Regions from separate parts of the Mus musculus genome. Here region 2 is linked to region 1. Evidence: chromatin contacts called from ENCODE Hi-C or POLR2A ChIA-PET data. All regions are on one chromosome and are shown on one strand. The core of a region is the stretch at or near the end of the contact, and the rest is flanking DNA. Distances in the headings are between cores, read along the strand shown. Region 1 has its middle 13 kb from the start of Prrc2b. Region 2 overlaps Prrc2b (proline-rich coiled-coil 2B).

Region 1 (5,344 bases), core at 875-3,374:
TCAGATCCTCCACAGATTGCTGCTGTTTTATTTGTTACAGTTTTGTTGTTTTTCTGTTGTTTTGACAGGCTGGGCCAAGGTGGTGCACACCTTTAATCCCAGCACTCAGACTCAGGAGGCAGAGGCAGGTGGATCTCTGAGTTTAAGGCTAGCCTGGTCTACAACAGAGCGAGTTCCAGGATCACCAGGGCTATACAGAGAAACCCCTGTCTTGGAAAAAAAAAAATGCCTCAGTGGCTAAGAGCACTGGCTGCTCTTCCAAGGACCTGGGTTCAATTCCCAGCAACCACATGAAGTTCATAACTGTCTGTACCTCCAGTTTCAGGGGATCTGACACCCTCACATCAATGCACATAAAATAAAATTATTTTTATAAGAAATGATACCTTCATGTTTTAATTTTCTCAGGCCGTTTGTGACCCTGTCCTCTAAGCCTCCCCCACCCCTAACTCCTGACCCAGTCTGCTGCTGCTGCTTCTTCTTTTTCTTCTTCTTCTTCTTTTTTTTTTTTTGGTTTTTCAAGACAGGGTTTCTCTGTATAGCCCTGGCTGTCCTGGAATTCACTTTGTAGACCAGGCTGTCCTTGAACTCAGAAATCTGCCTGCCTCTGCCTCCCAAGTGCTGGTATTAAAGGTGTGCGCCACCATGCCCGGCTTGCTTGCTTGCTTGCTTTCTTTCTTTCTTCCTTTCTTTTTAAAACAATCTTTTTTTTTAAAGATTTATTTATTATTATATCTAAGTACACTGTAGCTGGCTTCAGATGCACCAGAAGAGGGCGTCAGATCTCATTACAGGTGGTTGTGAGCCACCATGTGGTTGCTGGGATTTGAACTCAGGACCTTTGCAAGAGCAGTCAGTGCTCTTACCCGTTGAGCCATCTTCCAGCCTTCAGTCTGCTTCTTAAGAGATCCAAATGCTGTCGAGTTTATCGTTAGTCCCTTAGCTCATGGTCCCTTCCTCATGTCCCAAGAGCACAACCATCAATCACCTCTGCAACTGTTGTCAGCCCCAAGGATTCCACTGTATTTGCTGGGATCCTTAGTCACACCCGCCCATTCCCCACGCAGGTCCAGTAACAACACACATGAGCTGGGGACTAATGAGGGTGGGTACATCTTTCTGGTCACAGCTGTTATAAACTTTTGTGTACAAGTATTCTCATTTCTCTGAGGACAGTTGGTCCACTTTGACAAATTTATAACTTTTTGTTTGTTTGTTTGTTTGGTTTTTGAGACAGGGTTTCTCTGTATCCCTGGCTGTCCTGGAACTCATTTTGTTGACCAGGCTGGCCTCGAACTCAGAAATCCTCCCTCTGCCTCCCAAATGCTGGGATTAAAGGCGTGTGCCACCACCGCCCAGCTAATTTATAACATTTCTGCATGAACTCCTGGAGGCCACAGGCGACCTTACATGCCTTCCTAATAGCTCTCCACTTTTATTATTATTTTGTGGTTTTGTTAGATATGTATTTGATGTGCATGAGTATTTTGTCTGCACGTATACATGTGCCTCATGTTCATACCTGGTGTTTTTTTTAAGTCAGAACCAGGACAAACAAGACTATAGAGAGGATTTTGCCTTGGAAAAACAAAAAACCAAACAAGATCAATAACAAAATGTGGTTGGGTACGATTCGCTTTCTACAGGCCTCAGAACTTCAGACCAACTTTGCAAAGCCTTTGGCTGGTTACACTTCCCCTGAAGTTCCTCTCCTGCCACCAGAGACCGGTTAATAAGGCCGCCCAGCAACTGGCCTTTGACTAGTGGTGGCTAAGGAAAGAGTTCGGTGGGAAAACGGCTAGCCATGAAGGCAGGAGGACGTGATTTCAATCTCCAGCACCATGCGTGGTGGAAAACCGCAGAGCTGGAAAGGCGGAGACAGGAGGATGACTTCAGCAGCTCGCTGCCCAGACAGAGCGTGACTTGAGTGAGAAACCCCGTCTCTGAAACACAAGACAGACAGCCCGGTGTTCTGTATCTGCAGGGGACTGACTGCTCCTAGCTGCTTACTAAGTTACCAAGCCTGGGTTCCAAACTCGAGGAAACCCGCTGCGGCCGGATCCCGGGCGACCCGGACCGCACAGCAGCCAATAACAACCGGGCGCTGCCAGCCCCACAATCTGCCGGACGTCGCAGTACGGATGACCTCACAGCGCGTCGCGGAATCTCAGCCAATCGGAGCAAATTTCTGGGAGAGAGGCAGAAACTTCACCCAATCGCTTACCCCCGACCATAGCTCGTCCAATCACAATGCGAGACAGTAAACCCCTGCCCCTCCCCCCCAAAAAAAAACAAGAGGGGGAAAGGAAAGGGATGCGGCTATAAGGCCCCACCCTCTACCCCGCGATAACACGGATCTGCGCATGCGCGGGAACGCTGAGGCGTTGCAGGCTGTGCTATTCCTGGGTTTGATGACCCGTCTGTAGTACACTGCATGAAATATATATATATATATATATATATATATATATATATATATATATATTTTTTTTTTTTTTTGTTTTGTTTTGTTTTCTGAGACAGAGTCTAGTAAAGCCTAGGCTGGCTTTGAACTCCTTGTGTGTACGAGGATCTTGAACTGATCTTTTTGCCTCCTCCCCTTGAGTTCTGAGATTACAAGCGAGCATCACCACACCCTCTAGAATGTGATTCTTTGAAAATTCATCCACTCTATGAGCGTTAGTTTAAATAGGACAAAAACGCTTAGGGCATTAATCCACTTAGCGAGCACTGCAACAGATGCCCGCTTGGTTCTTTGAGGAAGTCAGAACAATATGAAATTGTACTAATATGGATTTACATGGATTGACCCTCAGCTGAGATAAGGGTCCCTGGTCAGTCTGTATGCTGCATATTACTGAAGTGGTTTTTTTGGTTTTGTTTTTTTTAGATCAGATAATCAGAAATAAAAAGATCATGTTTCCCTCTTTTACCCCAGAGGGTCCTTTTGTACCCTCCCCCGGGGTAGCAGCACTTCACTCTGCAGACTTTCCTTTTATTGTCTGTAGAGAGGCAGGCGCCTGGCAAATGTGTGTGTAAGCCCTGGAGACAGATTGCCTGGGTTGAGGCCAGGCCCTGAACATACATTCTTAGCTATTTCAAGCAAGGCATGTAACCCTTTCATACAATATCTTCTTTAGAATGAAGGTATAAACAGAAGCTGTCTCTAGATTCTTGTGAAGATCAAGTGAGTTTGTATCAACATGTTCAGAATGATGCCTAACCCATAATAAGCAATGAACATGGACATCACAACACTATCTCCTCCTCCCCCAGTGCACACCACCAGACTGCTATCTCCAGTCTCCTAAGCAGTTAAGTGAGGACCAAGGGAGGGAAATCAGAAAATCTGACAGTGGTAATTTGGAGATAGGTACCCATGGGGAACACCAGCAAGCTGAGTCCGGAGGGGTGGGTAGGACACACCCATGCGAAGGGAGTTAACAGGAAATGGGAAGGATTCACACCATCAGAGGTCCAGAGGTGAGGAAAAGCCTTGTGGGTAAAAAGGAAACAGGGAAGAAATGAGGCTAAAGAAGTCAATAAGGGCCAGAAACATTGCAGCCGCCTGGCCCGAGACTTAGCCAAACTGTCTGGTATTTCATTAGTTAATTCTCCTTTGAAAATACTAGAACCTGTAACCTCTCCTGAGAGTTGAGGCTAGGGCCGAGCATCTGGGAAAAGCCATTGCTCACAGCTCTGCATGGAACTCCACGGGCCCCTGACCTATGGGGACCTGGCTCAGAGAACCCTACTCTCTCATTATTCTTGATGCACACCTGGGCCCCCCTGGTTTGTCATTCCCCCTGTGGCGATTGTCTGAGCTTGGTGTCCACTGGGGTGTGGAAGACCTGTATCCCAGTAGCATCCATCCTTTGTGACTGTGGACCAGTGATTTAAGTACTCCATCCTGCCTTTGGCTGCTATATCCAGGCAGCTGGACCTGAGACCATCTCAAACCTACCTTACACTGGGAAGTTACGACAGAGTCATGAGATCAGCTTAGTCACCTGGATGTCTTTACAAACTTTCCTTAAAAAATTTTTGTTTGTAAAACTTTGTAACTGCCAGAAGGAACAAAGATCCTCTAAAGGGACCTTGTACCCTTCCTGTGGAAATCAGACTATTGACACAATGGTCGCCAAGAAATTGCAATTTTCCAGGGAATCCAATGCTGAGAGGAAAACCCTGGCTGAACCCTGGTGCTGGGGTGTCTCCCAGGGAGAAGCTTCATACAACTTGTCAGACCTCCTTGCAGGAAAGACTGGAGTAACGGTGGATCAGTGATCAGGGTTGGCTTAGACTGCTTAGTTATGCATAGCTCTGGCCCTGTATTTAAACCTGAACCTCATGTCAAGTTCCTGAGCTAGGGAGAGCAAGTCACTGAGCCTAGATAGTTCTCTTCCCAAAATGGCCATGTGGAATAAACCTTTCTCCTCTTTCCACTTCTCTGTGTGTGTTTAATTGGCCTGTTGATGAGTGTCTGAGCCTACCTTGCCAGGTCTCCCAGGGCCCAGGCCCTTGTCCTAAGAAGCCTGGTAATAGGTAGACTGTAGATTAAATGGGTGCCGAGGATTAAACTCAAGGCCTCACATAGGCGAGGCAAGCACTCTACCACTGAGCTAGACGTCCAGTCTGCATTGGCTCATCTTCCTCGTGTTGCCTCAGTCTGTGCCAGAAAATGCATTCAGTCTGGCCCTGTGGTTAAGAGCACAAGCTTTGACATCAGACAACACAGGGCAGGATCTTATTGTGTCATTGACCCGGGGCCTGCTAGGCAGGAAGCCAATCATCGAAAAGACCGGGTTTGCAGAAGCCAGAGAGGCTTCATTCGGGAGGCAGCCAAGCATGGAGAGGGAAGGCATTACTCAAATCAGTCTCCCTGAGGACAGGATGAAGGGGTATTTATGGGATCAAGAGGCACAGCCCTTTGAGTGTCTGTCATCTGGAGATGAGGTGCTGTATCTGGAGGTCTTTGCATGCATAATTAGTCTTCCAGACTCCTCACTGAGTACAATGCAGACAATGGAGGCCTAGGTACAAAGTCAGCCCCCTGAATCAAAGGAGTCACTAGCACACACCTGCCCAGGCCCCAGAAAAGCACCTGTGGTTTCCACAAAAAAATAGCCTTCAAGTCCTTGGGAAGTAACCTAGACAACCATTCTCACCCTGACCCACACAGCAGAGGCATTGCTGCAGAGGCTCCTGGGAGAACAGTGATGAACCTGCTCAGTTGTGTGTCCTCTGCAAACAGTGATTTGGGGTTTCTGGAGACAGGGTCTGTTTGTGGTCCATTCTATAGTCAGGGTTGCAGGTACATGCCTCCTCTCTAGATTCTAAAATT
Region 2 (5,344 bases), core at 1,295-3,794, 37 kb after region 1:
TTTTACACCAGAGGTCAGGCAGAAAGCCAGCAGCTCGAGGTTGGTGTGATCTTGCTCTTGCGAATAAGGTTTCTTTGCCCCCGTGTGTTATTTTTACTGTGCCGCTTACGGTGATACGTCAGGCAGGAGGTCCCAGCGCAGCTCCGGTGCTCTTTGCCTGGCCTTGTATATATGAGATGTTTGGGACTTTCTGTTCTCCGAATACCAGATGGCTGCTCATATGTCTGTGTCCCACAGCACCAAGTGGTCCAGTGTTTGGAGCATGTATTGGCCTGTGAGCATTGAAATGTCTGAAATAAACAGTGGAGTTAGAAAACATTTCTTTTTTCAGGCAGGGTTCACATATGTAACCCAGGCTGGCCTTGAATGAATGATGTTCCTGTTTCTACCTCTGAAGGCTGAGGGTACGGGCATCACTGCTCCTGGCTCTGGGCCTTCCTAAGGCAGATGCCTTTTGGCAGAGCCGGCACAATGATGGCTGTTCTGATCTTCTGCCTGGGTTTTGTGTTATTCTTTAATTTTTGAGTGAGATTTAATAAGTAAATTTATGAAAATTAAAGTTTAATTTTTGTTACATTTTAAAAATGTGTGTGTGTGCATGTGTGTAATGTGTTTGAGGACACTCATGCTATCGTATGTTGTGAAGTGGTCAGAGGACACCTTTGAAAGTGGCTACTCTCTGTCTACCACATGGCTTTGGGGAGCAAGCTAGGGACCTGACAGTAGGCCACCAAGTTGGGAAGTGAGATCACATCTTTTTTTTTTTTTGGTTTGGAGACAGAGTCTCTCTCTCTCTCTCTCTCTCTCTCTCTCTCTCTCTCTCTCTCTTTCTCTCTCTTTGTTTTTTGGTTTTTTTGTTTTGTTTTGTTTTGTTTTTTGTTTTTTGTTTTTTTTTGAGACAGGGTTTCTCTGTATAGCCCTTGCTGTCCTGGAGCTCACTTTGTAGACCAGGCTGGCCTCGAACTCAGAAATCCGCCTGCCTCTGCCTCCCGAGTGCTGGGATTAAAGGCGTGCGCCACCACGTCCGGCTTTTCTTTTTTTTTAAATATTTACTTATTTTATGTACGTGTGTACCCTGTAGCTGTCCTTAGACATACCCAAAGAGGGCATCAGATTCCATTATAGATAGGTGTGAGCCACCATGTGGTTGCTGGGAATCGAACTCAGGACCTCTGGAAGTGCTCTTAACTGCTGAGCCATCTCTCCAGCCCAAGATCACATCTTCATCAGGGAGAATAGAGAGCAAGTGAGCCAAGCTAAAAACCCTACTGACCTGAGAGACTTCTGCAAAGCTGCACCTCCTAGAGCCGAGGTTCTCAGCCTTCCCAGTGCCGCAGCCCTTTACAGTGCCCATGCTGTGGACCCCAACCATAAAGTTATTTCATTGCTAATTCATACCTAATTTTACTCCTGTTATGCATCGTGATGTAAATATTTGAACTGATGTTTTGGAGATTCCATGAAACGATGCCATAATCTGGGACTGAATGTTTAAATATCTGAAGCCATGGGGGAGGAGCAGCTCTCATTCACACCTGCACATAAGGCCTGGCCGCAAGCACCATTGTCCTGCTGAGCCCTGTCGCCCACCCAGTAGCCGGTTCCTAGGTTTTGTTTTGTTTTGTTTTGTTTTTAGATTTATTTAATCATTATATGTAAGCACACTGTAGCTGTCTTCAGACACTTGAGAAGAGAAAGTCAGATCTTGTTATGGATGGTTGTGAGCCATCATGTGGTTACTGGGATTTGAACTCAGTACTTTTGGAAGAGCAGTCAGTGCTCTTAATTGCTAAGCCATCTCTCCAGCCTCCGGTTCCTAGGTTTTTTACCTCACCTGCTCTCTTTTTGGGCAGGTCATAGTTCTGCTGTCTTGTCTGATGATGGCCTGCCCTACCTTCCACATCTACCTCCTTTCCTTTGGGTGCCTCCCAGCCGTGGCCTTAGCTAGCTGCACTCGATGGTATAGCCTCTCCAAGTGACCACCGTGCTCTGAGCTGGCAGAGGTGCTTCATCAGTATGGTTGATGCACTCCCCAGGTCTTGAGGGCGAAGACTGAGAAGGCAGGAGATGGTACTAGCATCAGGGAGGCTGTGAAGAGAATGGGCTTTCCCTGAGAAAGCCTGGCCTGTGAAGTCAGGGTGTGAATTAGGGCTCTGTCATCCTGCACTGACATCTGCAGACCGCCCATGAGCGCCTGGGCTGACGGCTGTCAGGATCCATCCTCATCTTTCCTGCCTACTGCAATCATGCTGGTGCCGCAGCAGCAGCTGCAGCCCGGAGTCTAGGCCCTGGGCTCTTTGACCTTGGATAAGATCTCAGTCCCAACAACTGGACGTGAATGCTGACACAGGGGTATCTTCTAAAAGGGTGTTGTGAAGAGTCAGGGACCTGTGAGTGCCTGGGGGCGGGGGTCCGGTGCTCAGGAATGCCATGGCAGCTGTCGCTGCCCCCACCCCACCCCCCAGTCAGGCCAGTCCAGATTGCCTGGTCAGTCATCTGACACTGGCTTCTACCCAAATGCTGAGTGAAATTAATCCTGTTACCCGGAAATGGCTTTTGATAAAACAGTGTGCTGGGAGACAGACCCTGTGGAGGACAGCCAGCCAGAACCTGCTGGACAGGCGGGCCCTGTCTGGAGAGGCGTGGCCTGGGTGTCAGTGCCTTTGTTGGCCGGAATCTCTTGGGTGGCTTTTGTTTCATCCCAGCCTGGGCCCCTGTCGTCTTTAGATCACGAGCCAACGTGTGCATACTTAGACTTCTAAATAGCTTGTCTTTATTAGTTCTTTCTCTAGAGCTGTCTTTGTGAGGGATATTTTTCCTCATCTGCCTAAAAGCAGTATTTTCTCTTTAGCCAGTGATTTTCACAGTGCATCTGAGCCTTAGCTGCTACTGTAGGGCAAGAGGGTCCCAGGCTGGCCATGGCGTCTGCAGTGTCTTCCAGTTTTCTCTATGCTACTAACGTCCCAGGTTAGATTTTGTTTGGAGATAAAAAGGTTGTCACCTACAAAAAGAACAGAAGGCAGCAGACAGCTGTGGCTATGCACCAGGTTGGGCCACGCTCCCAGCCAGGACCTGGAGTGTCTGGGCCAGTCCTGTCCCATAGACCCAGGTGTGAGTCAGGCTGCAAGGCACTGGGCCCTGACCTGCCCAGCAGGGCCCGGCAGCTTCCTGATTGACAGTCAATGCCTGCCCAGGCTTGCTTCCTGCCGTCCTCGCCTCCAAGCTGGGGGTGGGTGGGAGTGTGTGAGGATGGGTAGAAGATGGGCAGATATCTGGAGCCGCTTGAAAGCCCACCGACAGCCAGGGCTTCTGTGCTGTGCTGTGAGAAGCAGCTGGCAGGCGGAAGAGCCAGGTGGGTGTAGGCTGGGCCAGGCCTCAAACAGGCAGGCTCTGGGGGAGAGTTAATGTGGGAATTCTAACAGCTATGGAATAGCTGACTGAAAGACCCATACAGTGTTCTAAGCAAGATCTGTAATGTACTTTATAAAGAGCAGGCGTAAAATGTCTCCACCTTTCAGGGTGCCTGGGCAGACCACCTTCCACTTGTGTGGTCTCCACCTGTGACTGTTGATGGAACCCAGGCCAGGCCCCTCCCAGCCCCTGAGGGGTTGTTTCTGTAACATCCCCAGTGCCTGGGAAGAGATGGCTGGCTTGACACAGAAGTAAGAGTCACATGGCTGTACTTGGCTAGAGTTGCCCTGCGCTTGAGAGTTCTTGACCAGTAGTAGCCTGTCAGCAGTGAGGTGACTGAAGTCTGGGATACCAAAGGTGTGGGCAGCAGGTTCCAAACTCAGTGCACTGCTGTGTAGCTGTGGTGCGGGCCTGCTTGGCCGTGGTGGCGCACGCCTTTAATCCTAGCACTTGGGAGGCAGAGGCAGGAGGATTTCTGAGTTCAAGGCCAGCCTGGTCTACAGAGTGAGTTCCAGGACAGCCAGGGCTACACAGAGAAACCCTGTCTGGGGGGTGGGGGGTGGGGGGAAGATTCCCAGGCCCTGCACTTCCCTGCATGCTCGGGGCATCACAGGAACCTCGTGCCTTTGGAGTGAGTGGTTGCATTCACTGGGAACACACAGTTCAAGAAGCAGTTGTGGGTGGAGGCTGGAGAGATGGCTCAGTGGTTAAGAGCACTGACTGCTCTCCCAGAGGTCCTGAGTTCAAATCCCAGCAACCACATGGTGGCTCACGATCACTAGGATCCAATTCCCTCTTCTGGTGTGTCTGAAAAGAACAACAGTGTAATCACATACAAAAAAAAAAAGTCAGTCATGCACAGGCCATTGTAGTTGGACTTTGGCTACTTTTGGTTCGTTCTTTCACTCTTTCAACCCCTGGCACGATAGGAGAGAAAAAGGAAGGGGATCCCTGGGTAAGGTCAGGGGTTTGAAAGGGGGAGGCAACCAAAAAAAAAAAAAAGAAAAAGAAAAGAAAAAAAAAAAGCTGGGCGTGGTGGCGCACACCTTTAATCCCAGGAGGCAGAGACAGGCGGATTTCTGAGTTCGAGGCCAGCCTGGTCTACAGAGTGAGTTCCAGGACAGCCAGGACTACACAGAGAAACCCTGTCTCAAAAAAAAAAAGAAAAGGGGAGGCATTATCATTAGACTCCTTCCTGCTGAGTTCCTTGGGGGGAAAGTTTCTTCTTTGTGCAGTACTACTTAATAAACTGTGACCAACAGCAATGAACCAACATTTATGTACCCTCTGAAAAGTCCACCGAATGCAAACCGGCACACAATTGCAGAAACTTGTCAACGGTGGCTGTAGACAGTCTGGGGCAGCCGCCTGCATTCACACCTGGAATTAAAACAAAAACATATTCTTACAATATTTCTGTTTTTAAAGAAACCAGAATTCCAGAGTTGTCACTACAGACCATCACTGCCCAGATATGCTTTAAACCCTCGAGAGGGGCCTGTGTCTCTCCTGCAGTGCTGGGATTGGCTCGTGCTTCTGACTTTCCCTTTCCTGAGGGTGGGGGATGGGCAACCCCTAGCCTTCTGGTGAGTGCCAGGCAGGCATCCTGAGGGTGCTGTCACCTGGTCAGTGCCAGATCAGAGATGACTCTGCTCATAAAGGCACTTGCTGTCAAGCCTGAAGACCCGATCCCTGGATCCCACTTGATGGAAGGAAGAGACCTGGGTCCTGTGAGTTGTCCTCTGGCACAGGAAATATTTACCTTAGTGGGGCAGTGGTGGCATACATGGTTAATCCCAGCAAGAGGCAGGTGGATCTCTATGAGTTCAAAGCCAGCCTGGTCTACAAAGTGGGTTGCAAGGACAGAGAAACCTTGTCTCGAAAAAAATCAAACCCAGTTATGCGCACAAGAATGGCCACAAAGGCTCCGGTC

What was found. A loop is a pair of places that touch in the nucleus more often than their neighbours do. ChIA-PET counts read pairs that join two places held with the same protein, here RNA polymerase II (POLR2A).
Region 2: a loop to region 1 is called in a map of T-helper 17 cell, with 1.9 times the contacts of the local background. The contact joins two enhancer-like sites. A Hi-C loop is called at or near these places in 3 of 37 maps with a recorded cell type or tissue (T-helper 17 cell and left cerebral cortex). POLR2A ChIA-PET finds 5 or more read pairs at or near these places in 4 of 5 experiments (Patski and embryonic stem cell).

The regions. Positions count from the first base shown.
Region 1 is chr2:32,135,832-32,141,175 of GRCm38, forward strand. No RefSeq gene overlaps it. Among named protein-coding and RNA genes, the nearest start is that of Prrc2b, 13 kb to the right of the region's middle. Within about 2 kb of position 2,125, at least 1 of the 3 ENCODE cell types and tissues checked has a DNase peak (open chromatin) inside an H3K27ac peak, as active enhancers do.
Region 2 is chr2:32,172,052-32,177,395 of GRCm38, forward strand. The region is part of intron 1 of Prrc2b (proline-rich coiled-coil 2B); the gene reads left to right. Among named protein-coding and RNA genes, the nearest start is that of Prrc2b, 24 kb to the left of the region's middle. Within about 2 kb of position 2,545, at least 2 of the 3 ENCODE cell types and tissues checked have a DNase peak (open chromatin) inside an H3K27ac peak, as active enhancers do.